Linked DNA regions of Homo sapiens: region 2 is linked to region 1. A link is a loop called in an ENCODE intact Hi-C map of the cell type or tissue named here. Cell type or tissue: B cell. All regions are shown on one strand.

Evidence for each region. Hi-C counts contacts between places; a loop is a spot of excess contacts. Peaks named below come from ENCODE experiments on the same cell type or tissue, not always from the same donor. Only the 100,000 strongest peaks of a DNase experiment are listed, where the experiment ranks them.
Region 2: a loop joins it to region 1, with 18 times the contacts of the local background. A loop is called at or near these places in 17 of 110 quality-filtered maps.

Annotation. Positions count from the first base shown.
Region 1 is chr19:17,065,609-17,070,608 of GRCh38, reverse strand. It overlaps HAUS8 (HAUS augmin like complex subunit 8), which reads left to right. Exons shown (of 11, transcript NM_033417.2): 3 at 1,523-1,578. Among named protein-coding and RNA genes, the nearest start is that of HAUS8, 7.3 kb to the left of the region's middle. In B cell, CTCF peaks have their summits at 2,792 and 2,991 (motif pointing left); DNase peaks (open chromatin) are centred at 2,988 and 3,298; H3K4me3 peaks cover 328 bases; H3K27ac peaks cover 731 bases.
Region 2 is chr19:17,258,475-17,263,474 of GRCh38, reverse strand. USHBP1 (USH1 protein network component harmonin binding protein 1) reads left to right here. Exons shown (of 13, transcript NM_031941.4): 4 at 485-923; 5 at 3,453-3,578; 6 at 3,743-3,879; 7 at 4,046-4,186. Among named protein-coding and RNA genes, the nearest start is that of USHBP1, 3.8 kb to the left of the region's middle. RefSeq lists enhancers at 700-1,257, 1,464-2,065. In B cell, CTCF peaks have their summits at 2,242 and 2,442 (motif pointing left); DNase peaks (open chromatin) are centred at 2,424 and 3,714.

The sequences.
Region 1 (5,000 bases):
TGGCAGGCAGAGACAAGTGTGCTGTGGTCTGAACTGAGCAGAGCCTTGAGAGAGGGAGGTGCCTGCAGGGGGATGCACAGCAAGGGGGTCCACGCGGCAGAGCGGCTGAATAGAGCAAGTGAGAGGTGACAAAGTGATAAGGTTAGAGGCAAGTTGTTGGTGGCACAGGGTCCAGAAGGTTCCCGGAGGCACTTAGGCTTCCTGAGCCCATGGACCCAGCACGCCAGCCTGTCTCAGCCCTGAAGGGCAGTTGGAGGCTGATGGAAGGTTTCAGGAAGCAGGGAACGAGCAGTGGTTGTGCCTGGTGGTTCAGATGACCAGGACTGAGAATGGACTGCTGGGCTCAGGAGCAAGGGAGGTCACGGTGGTCTTGTCCAAAGGTGTTCTGGTGCGGTGGTGTGTCTGCAAGCTGGATTGTGGGGGGCGGGATTCAAGGGAAGGAGAAAGGAGAGAAAGGGGAGCTGGTGAATAAAGAACTTGGGGTGTTTGCTGTCAAGGGGATGGGAGAAATGGGGGGAGGCAGAGAGTGCAGGTAGGAGGAAGAATGACCTCCAGCATCTGGTGGAGAGAGGAGCTGTGGGGATTCAGGCAGGGAGGTGGGAGTTGCGGGGCATTTCCTTTTGGAAGTGAGGGCTGGGCTTTAGCGCCCAGAATGGGGGGCGCTTTATCTGGGAGCACAAAGGTCCATTCACAGGGCCGGGGGAATGCAGCCATCAGGACTGGAGGTGGCTGGATGTGGTGGCGGGAGGGTCTCCTGGGGCCACTTCTGTCTTCCCAGTGAAGGAGGAAACAGGTCACCTGCTGAGACCAAGGGTTGGGCCTGGCGTAGGAGGTGGGAGGAACAGTTTTGAGGGAGGGGTCCGGGAGAGGGCTGGGGGACAGAATGGGACTAACCGGATCCAGTTCAGACCCCTACCTCCAGAAGCTGGGGTGACAGGTGGCATTTGTTCCATCCACAGTCACGCTCCCAGGAGTAGCCCTGGAAGGGGACCTGGGGTTGGGCTGTCACTAGGGATTTGGCTCTGTCTGAAGAGGGCCTGGGTGTTGGGCATGTCTCAGGGCAGGGGGTCCCAAACTGAGTAAGGGGCGGGGGGAGTAAAAGGTAGTACCAGGAGTGAGTCCTAGACACACAGGCGGGGGAAGGGGCCATTGGGGTCACACGAGATGGGAGGAAGGAGGAAGCCACCTGGAGGCCGTCAGTGAAAGCTCTTTCTTCTTTCCCTCCCGCTTGTCTGAGTGCACTTGCAGCTTTGACCTTGGAGGGTGTTCCTTGATCTTACTTCCTCAGGAACTCTGTGACTCCACACATGGCTTGGGACTTGCATACAGTAGGCGTCCCATGCATGCTTGAGGCTGCCGAAGGACGTGATCAGAGGCGAGCAGGAGGAGTGGTGACCTCCTCTGTTCTGGTCACTGAGTGGAGAGGGCCCCTGGCATCTGGGTCTCCGGGGCGTGGGGTCTGGGTGTGTGGGGTCTTCGGTCCTTTGTAGTTTTGTTGTGCACCAACAGTGTGTCCCCACAGGTGGAAGAGTGATTGAGTCCCGGTATCTGCAGTATGAAAAGAAGACAACCCAAAAGGTAAGGCCGCACCCAGCTTCCATTTGCAGCAGTTCTGAGCAAGGTTCTGAGCAACTGGAATTCCGAAACTAGTCATGGGAGGTGGTCACAACCTGGTCCTGAAGGAAGCATTTTGGGATCTTCACTCAGGTGCTTTTGAGACCATCAGCCCTTCATGCTGCCAGTTGTGAGTCTGTCATCGACGGCTCATGGCTATAAGCATCTCTTTTACGAAGCTGTGATCTCCATTGAAACATGGTATCGTTCTTACCCTTTTTTTTTGTTTTTGAGGCAAGGTCTCTCTCTGTTGCCCAGGCTGGAGTGCAGTGTGATCACGACTCACTGCAGCCTCAGCCTCCCAGGCTCAAGCCATCTTCCCACCTGAGCCTTCTGAGTAACTGGGACGAAAGGCGTGTGCTACCACACCAGCTAATTTTTAAACGTTTTTGTAGAGACAGGGTCTCCCTATGTTGCCCAGGCTGATCTTGAGCTACTGAGCTCAAGTGATGCTCCCGCCTCGGCCTCCCAAAATGTTGGGATTACAAGTGTGAGCCCTGGCGCCCAGCCTGTTCTTGCCTTTCAACCCAGTTAATTCGCTTTCTGGATTCTGAAGCTGTCTTATCCAGTGCCCAGCACACAGTTCTTGGTGTCTGGCTGGTATTTAAAAACAGCTACTTTGGGAGGCCGAGGTGGGCGGATCACTTGAGGCTAGGAGTTCGAGACCAGCCTGGCCAACATGGCGAAACCCCGTCTCAACTAAAAATACAAAAATTAGCCGGATGCAGTGGCGTGCACCTGTAATCCCAGCTACTCAGGAGGCTGAGGCAGGAGAATCGCTTGAACCTGGGAGGCAGAGGTTGCAGTGAGCCAAGATTGAACCACTGCACTCCAGCCTTGGCGACAGAGCGAGACCCTGACCCGTGTCTTCAAAAAAAAAAAAAAAAAAAAAAAAGAATAAAATAAAAAAACAGGTTTTTAGAGAAAAACTATGGGAAAAATGACATCCTTCGATCACTCCGAATTGGAGTAAGAGTTTAGTGAACTATTGTGTAGGCAAACCATGAAATATCGTGAAACCATTGAAAGTAATGGCATGAAAGATATTTAACCACGTGAGAACGTGCTTTGTGTGAGAGTTCGTGGGAGCAATCAGTAGATTATACAATTATATATTTTCTTTCAGTGAAGTCAAGGTTGGATTCTTCCCTCTGCTTTCCAAATCTTGGTTTATGATAAAATTAAGTCAAATTCCCACTGCCTGTCTTCCACTCTGGGTGGCTGGTGGGTTCTCGACCCTGTGACTTAAGATTCGGCTTGAGAAAAGAGGATACCTTTGCACAAACAGATACTCTTCTCAGAGCAGTTTTCAACAAAGGGTCACAGTCTTCCACGCTCCAAATTTTCATGTTGTTGCCAAGACTTGGTTACAGCGCCCCCGTGTGTCTGCGTGCTGTAACATTTTAGCCCTTTAGATCTTTTCTGTTTTTCCCCCCATTTTAAAAATCAGGGTGTCATTTACATGGAGTCAGCATCCCCCTTTTCAGCATAGGGTCTTGCCTGTTTTGACAGACATAGACAGTCATGGAACCGCCTCTATAATCAAGCTACAGAACGAGTCATCCCTAAATCCCCTTGTGCTCTGATAGGACCAGCCCCTCTCCCACCCCCAGGCAACCACAGATTGGCTTTCTGAATCTGCATTTTTGCCTTTTTTAGAAGGTCATATCTGTGGCATCACAGTTTGTAGCCCTTGCCTCTGACTCCTGACACTTAGCAGAGTGCCTTTCAAGTTCCTCTGTGTTGCATGTATTGCATGTAGGTGCTTCCTTCCTTTTTTTTTTTTTTTTGAGATGGAGTCTCGCTCTGTTGCCCAGGCTGGAGTGCAGTAGTGCGATCTCGGCTCACTGCAACCTCCGCCTTCTGGATTCAAGCCATTCTCCTTCCTCAGCCTCCCGAGTAGCTGGGATTACAGGTGTGTGCCACCCCACCTGGCTAATTTTTGTATTTTTAGTAGAGACAGGGTTTCAGCATGTTGGCCAGGCTGGTCTCGAACTCCTGGCCTCAAATGATCCACCTGCCTCAGCCTCCCAAAATGCTGGGATTACAGGCATGAGCCGCCATGCCCGGCCTGGTTCCTTCTTATGGCCGAATAGTATTCCATCAAGTGGATGGACCACGTTGTGTTCATCTGTTCATTGATTGACAGGCAGTCAGTTGGTTTCCTGTCTTGGTGATTATGAATAAAGCCTCCGTAAACATTCTTGTGTATTTTTCTGTGTAGACGTGGTTTTATTTCTCCCAGGAGGAGGATTGCTGGCTCGTAGAAAAACTCAAACTGTGTTTCCTATTCTCCCACTCAACAACAGTCAACACAGGACTTCTGAGGGTTCCCCCACCAGCAAGCAGCAGCCACCAGCTGGGTATCTTCCAATTCAATTCTGACACACTACCTGGAAATAGCATCAGAACCTATAGGGTGAGGGCTCAGTCTCCAAGACTGCCCCTCTTCTGCCTCTAGAACTTCTGACCAACCAAGTTCAAGTTGGGATTCCCATGACCCCCCTCTTTGGGTTCAGTTAATTTGCAGGAGTGACTCACAGAACTCAAGGAAACACTTAGGTTTACCAGTTTATTATAAAGGATATTATAAAGGATACAGATGGAGCCAAGTGTGGTGGCTCATGCCTGAAATCCCAGCAATTTGGGAGGTCGAAATGGGAGGATTGCTTGAGGCCAGGAGTTCCAAACTAGCATGGGCGAGACCCCGTCTCTGAAATTTTTTTTTTTTCATTAGCCAAGTGGCTGGGCATGGTGACTTAGGCCTGTAATCCCAGCACTTTGGGAGGTCAAGGTGGGAAGATTGCTTGAGCCTGAGTTTGAGGCCAGCCTGGGCAACATAGCAAGACCCTACCTCTACAAAAAAATAAAAATAGCTGTGCGTAGTGGTGAGTGCTTATAGTCCCAGCTACTCGGGAGGCTGAGGCAGGAAGATCATTTGAGCCAAGGAGGTTGAGTCTGCAGTGAGCCACTGCACTCCATCTTGAGTGACAGTGAGATCCTGTCTCTTTTTTTTTTTTTTAGAAGATAAGAGATGTGTAGAGTGAGATATGGGGGGAAGGCGCACAGAGCTTCCATGGCCTGTTCGGGCATACCACCCTTTGGGAATCTCCACGTGTTAGCTATCTGATCTGAAGTCTCTCCAAGCTCTGTGCTTTTTTTTTTTTTTTTGAGATAGAGCCTCGCTCTGTCGCCCAGTCTGGAATGCAGTGGTGCGATCTTGGCTCACTGCAACCTCTGCCTCCCGGGTTCAAGCTATTCTGCCTCAGCCTCTGGAGTAGCTGGGATTACAGGCGCATGCCACCACACCCAGCTAATTTTGTATTTTTAGTAGAGACGGGGTTTCTCCATGTTGGTCAGGCTGGTCTCGAACTCCTGACCTCGTG
Region 2 (5,000 bases), 190 kb before region 1:
GCCTCTTCCTTGAATTCACAGCCTCCCAGTCTCACCCTGGGATGCCAGTCCCAGAACACGCAGCTCTTGCCAACTCCCTGCTCCGCTCACACCTCCCCAAGACCATGAAGTTTAAGCCCTCAGAATTCCCTGCCCAGGGCCGAGCATGGTGGCTCATGCCTATAATCCCAGCACTTTGGGAGGCCGAGTTGGGCGGATCACCTGAGGTCAGGAGTTTGACACCAGCCTAGCCAACATGGTGAAACCCTGTCTCTACTAAAAATACAAAAATTAGCCAGGCGTGGTGGTGGGAGCCTGTAATCCCAGCTACTTGGGGGACCGAGGCAGGAGAATCACTTGAACCCAGGAGGTGGAGGTTGCAGTGAGCCGAGATCGCGCCACTGCACTCCAGGCTGGGCAACAGAGTGAGACTCCGTCTCAAAAAATAAAAAAGAATTCCTTGCCCAGCATGGAGTGACTCAAGTGCCTGAGTTGGTGTCCACAGGACTGACAAGAAGATGGATGGGGGCTCTGGCAGGGAACTGGCCTCAGCCCCCGAAGTGCCCCACAAACCTGCAGTGGAAGCCCACCAAGCCCCAGAAGCAGCCCTACAGTACAAGGAGACTGTGCCCCCTGGGAATGGGGCCCCCGATGTGTTTCAGACCCTCCAGCACACTCTGAGCTCCCTGGAGGCAGCGGCTGCAGCCTGGCGCCACCAGCCCCCCAGCCATTCTGGGCCGATGGAGTTCGAAGGCACAAGCGAAGGGGGAGCAGGTTCCCTTGGGAAGCAGGAAGGGGCAGGGAGCTGCCAGCGAGAGGCAGCTCGCCTGGCCGAGAGGAATGCCTGGCTCCGGCTGGCCCTGAGTAGCCGAGAGGATGAGCTGGTCCGCACGCAGGCCTCCCTGGAGGCCATCCGAGCTGAGAAGGAGACGCTGCAGAAAGAGGTGAGTGGGGCCATCCTGAGTCCCATGTGGCTCTCTGTCTGAGGGAGGAGGTGGGCCTGATGTAGGCAATATTCATTCATTTGTTCATTCAAAAAACCTTTTAAGGCTGGGTGTGGTGGCTGACACCTATAATCCCAGCACTTTGGGAGGTGGAGGCAGGAGGATCCTTTGAGGCCAGGAGTTCAAGACCAGCCTCAGCAACACAGCAAGACTGCCACCTCTGCAAAAAAATTAAAAATCAGCCAGGTTGGCCAGGCACAGTGGCTCACACCTGTAATCCCAGCACTTTGGGAGGCTGAGGTGGGTGGATCACAAAGTCAGGAGTTCAAGGCCAGCTTGGCCAACATGGTCAAACCCCATCTCTACTAAAAATACAAAAAAAAATTAGCCGGGTGCGGTGGCATAGGCCTGTAATCCCAGCTACTCAGGAGGCTGAAGCAGGAGAATCACTTGAACCCGGGTGATGGAGATGGCAGTCAGCTGAGATCGTGCCAATGCACTCCAACCTGGGGGACAGAGTGAGACTCTGTCTCAAAAAAAAAAAAAAAAAAATCAGCCAGGTTGGCTGGGTGCAGTGGCTCATGCCTGTAATCTACACCAGCACTTTGGGAGGCCGAGGTGGGTGGCTCCCTTGAGGCCAGGAGTTAGAGACCAGCCTGGCCAACATGGTGAAACCTTGTCTTTACTAAAAATACAAAAATTAGCCAGGTGTGGTGGCACGTGCCTGCAATCCCAGCTACTCTGGAGGCTGAGGCAGGAGAATTGCTTGACACAATTCTGCAGCTACCAGGGAGGCTAAGGCACGAGAATCGCCTGATCCCAGGAGGTGGAGGTTGCAGTGAGCCGAGATTTCACCACTGCACTCCAGCCTGGGTGACGGAGTGAGACTCTGTCTCAAAAAAAAAAAAAAATAATAATAATGCTGGGCACGGTGGCTCACGCCTGTAATCCCAGCACTTTGGGAGGCCGAGGCACAGATCACGAGGTCAGGAGATCGAGACCATCCTGGCTAACACGGTGAAAACCCGTCTCTACTAAAAATACAAAAAATTAGCCGGCGTGGTGGCGGGTGCCTGTAGTCCCAGCTACTCCGGAGGCTGAGGCAGGAGAATGGCGTGAACCCGGGAGGCGGAGCTTGCAGTGAGCCGAGATCCCGCCATTGCACTCCAGCCTGGGCGACAGAAGAAAACTCTTTCTCAAAAAAAAAAAAAAAAGAAAGAAAGAAAGAAAGAAAAAGAAAGAAAACTGAGGGTGGTGGGAGTAGGCCCTGGAGTGGCAGCATGACTGGCCTGTTCAAGAAACCCGAAGGAGGCCAGTGTGGCTGGAACACAGGGGGCAACAGGGAGAGTGTGGGGAGCCAGAACAGAACAGAGGGAGAACAAATGCAGATCGCGTAGGGCCTCGTGGGCTGCAAGGAGACGCTTGGGCTTTGCTTGGATTAAGGTGAGAGCCCTGGAGGGTTTTGAGCAGAGGAGGGGCATGCTCGACGCAGGTGTTCACAGGCGCCCTCTGGTGGCGGAGGTGAGGGTGGACTCCTGGAGAGCCAGGAGGCGACTTCATTGGTCCAGACATGCACGATGGTGGAGGTTGTAGAAGTGGAGAGATGCGGACGGATTCTGGGTGATGTGGCAGATGGAACTGACGTGTGAGCGTGAAGGCTAGAGAGAAGTCAAGGACAACTTCAGGCTTTGGGACCTGCTGGACTAGAAGGGAGAGATGGAGGAGCTACAGGGTAGGCAGGTTTGGCTGGGGGTGACCAGATCTCTTTAGCCCTTGATAAGCTCAAGTGTCCATGAGACATCCACGTGGGGTCCTCAAGGGAGCAGCTATATGTCTGAGTCCAGGGCTCAGAGGAGACAGCAGGGCAGAAGGGAGAAACTTGAGCATCCTTAGCACACAGGTGGCATTTAAAGCCATGTGGCTGCTGGGTGCATTGTCTCATGCCTGTAATCCCAGCACTTTGGGAGGCTGAGTCAGGAAGATCACTTGAGGTCAGGAGTTCAAGACCAGCCTGGTCAACATGGTGAAACCCCATCTCTACTGAAAATACAAATATTTGTCAGGCATGGTGGCAGATGCCTGTAATCCCAGCTACTCGGGAGGCTGAAGCAGGAGAATCACTTGAATCCGGGAGGCAGAGGTTGCAGTGAGCTGAGACTGTGCCACTGCACTCCAGCCTAGGTAACAGAGCAAGACTCCATCTCAAAAATAAAAATAAAAAAGCCATGTGGCTGAATGAGATATTGAGAGGGAAGCCCTCATCTTAGGCTGGTAGAAAAACTTTGGAGCCCAGTCCAGGGATTCATTTTTCCCCAGAGTGGGGCCCATTTTTCTGCTGGGAAAAATAAAATCCTCAGCAGCTGAGAAACATTCCCAAGGTCAGATAGTGAGATTTTTGGCAGGCTAAGTATCCAAGCCTCTTGCCTTCCAGCTAGGGTTCTTGCCACTTCCCCAAGAACAGGCCTTGGGGAGAGAGGGCTGGTGGTTGGTTTGAGCCCCTAGGCCTGACGTCCCCCTCATCTTTCCCAGGTTCAAGAGCTGCAGGATTCCCTCTTGAGGCTGGAGCCCTGCCCACATCTTTCCCACAACCAAGCAGGTGGCTCAGGCAGTGGTTCTAGCAGCTCTGAGGCAGACAGGGAACCCTGGGAGACTCAGGTGAGTGCGAGAAGTTCAATCCCATGGTCTTGATGTCCTTAGCCTTCAGGGGAATGAGACTCAAATCTTTGTCATGGGATCCAACAGCTTTGGGGTTGCAAAATGCCTACAATCCCAGGCTCTTGGTGACAATTGGGGTCAGTTATATCACTTCTTCTTGGCAGGACTCCTTCTCCCTGGCTCACCCCCTGCTTCGGCGCCTCCGCAGCCATTCCAGCACCCAGATCCTTGGGTCTCTTCCCAACCAGCCCCTCAGTCCTGAGATGCACATCATGGAAGCCCAGATGGAGCAACTCCGGGGGTAAGAGACTCAAATGCTGAGCTCATAAGGGCACAGGCACCTCCTCCAACTGAGTTATAAAGCCAGGAGTCTGAAGCTGCAACAGGAGGGAGGGAAAGGGTGGAAATTGAGGCCTGACTGCCTTAGAAGGCCTCTGACTTTCCCTCTTCCCCACCTTCGGGAACAGGAGCATTGAGAAGCTCAAATGCTTTAATCGTCTGCTATCAGCTGTGCTACAGGGATACAAGGGCCGCTGTGAAGGCCTCAGCATGCAGCTAGGCCAGCGGGAGGCTGAGGCCACAGCATTGCATCTGGCCTTGCAGTACAGGTCAGTGCACCCTGCCAGTGATGTCACCAGCTGGGGAGGGAGTGGGCTTTCTGAGGATGGCCCCAATCCACAGAACCCTCACTGGAGAGCACCTTCCCCACTTCAGAAATTAATTTTTTTTTTTGAGACAGAATCTCGCTGTGTTGCCCAGGCTGGAGTGCAGTGGTGAGATCTCAGCTCACTGCAACCTCTGCCTCCTGGGTTCAAATGATACTCATGTCTCAGCCTCCTGAGTAGCTGGGATTACAGGTGTATGCCACCATAGCCAGCTAATTTTTGTATTTTTAGTAGAGATGGGTTTCACCATGTTGGCCAGGCTAGTCTCGAACTCCTGACCTCATGATCCCCCCTACTGGGCCTCCTAAAGTGCTGGGATTACAGGTGTGAGCCACCTTGCCTGGCCCAGAAATTAACTTAAGGCAATTTTAGTTCAGGGTTGCTAAGGGAGTCTGCATGCTTCCAGAGCTGAGGGCAGTGGGGAGAAGAGGGGTTCAGGAGCAAGTGGGGACTGGCACCTATAGAGCAAGATGTAGCTAAGTGGATTTTTTTTTCTTTTTTCTTTCTTTTTTTTTTTTTTTTTGAGACAGAGTCTTGCTCTGTCACCCAGGCTGGAGTGCAGTGGTGCCATCTTGGCTCACTGCAACCTCCGCCTCCCCAGTTCAAGTGATTCTCCTGCCTCAGCCTCCTGAGTAGCTGGAACTACAGGTGCGTACCACCACACCTTGCTAATCTTTGTCTTTTTAGTAGAGACGGGGTTTCACCATGTTGGTCAGGCTGGTCTCGAACTCCTGACCTCAGGTAATCCTCCCGCCTC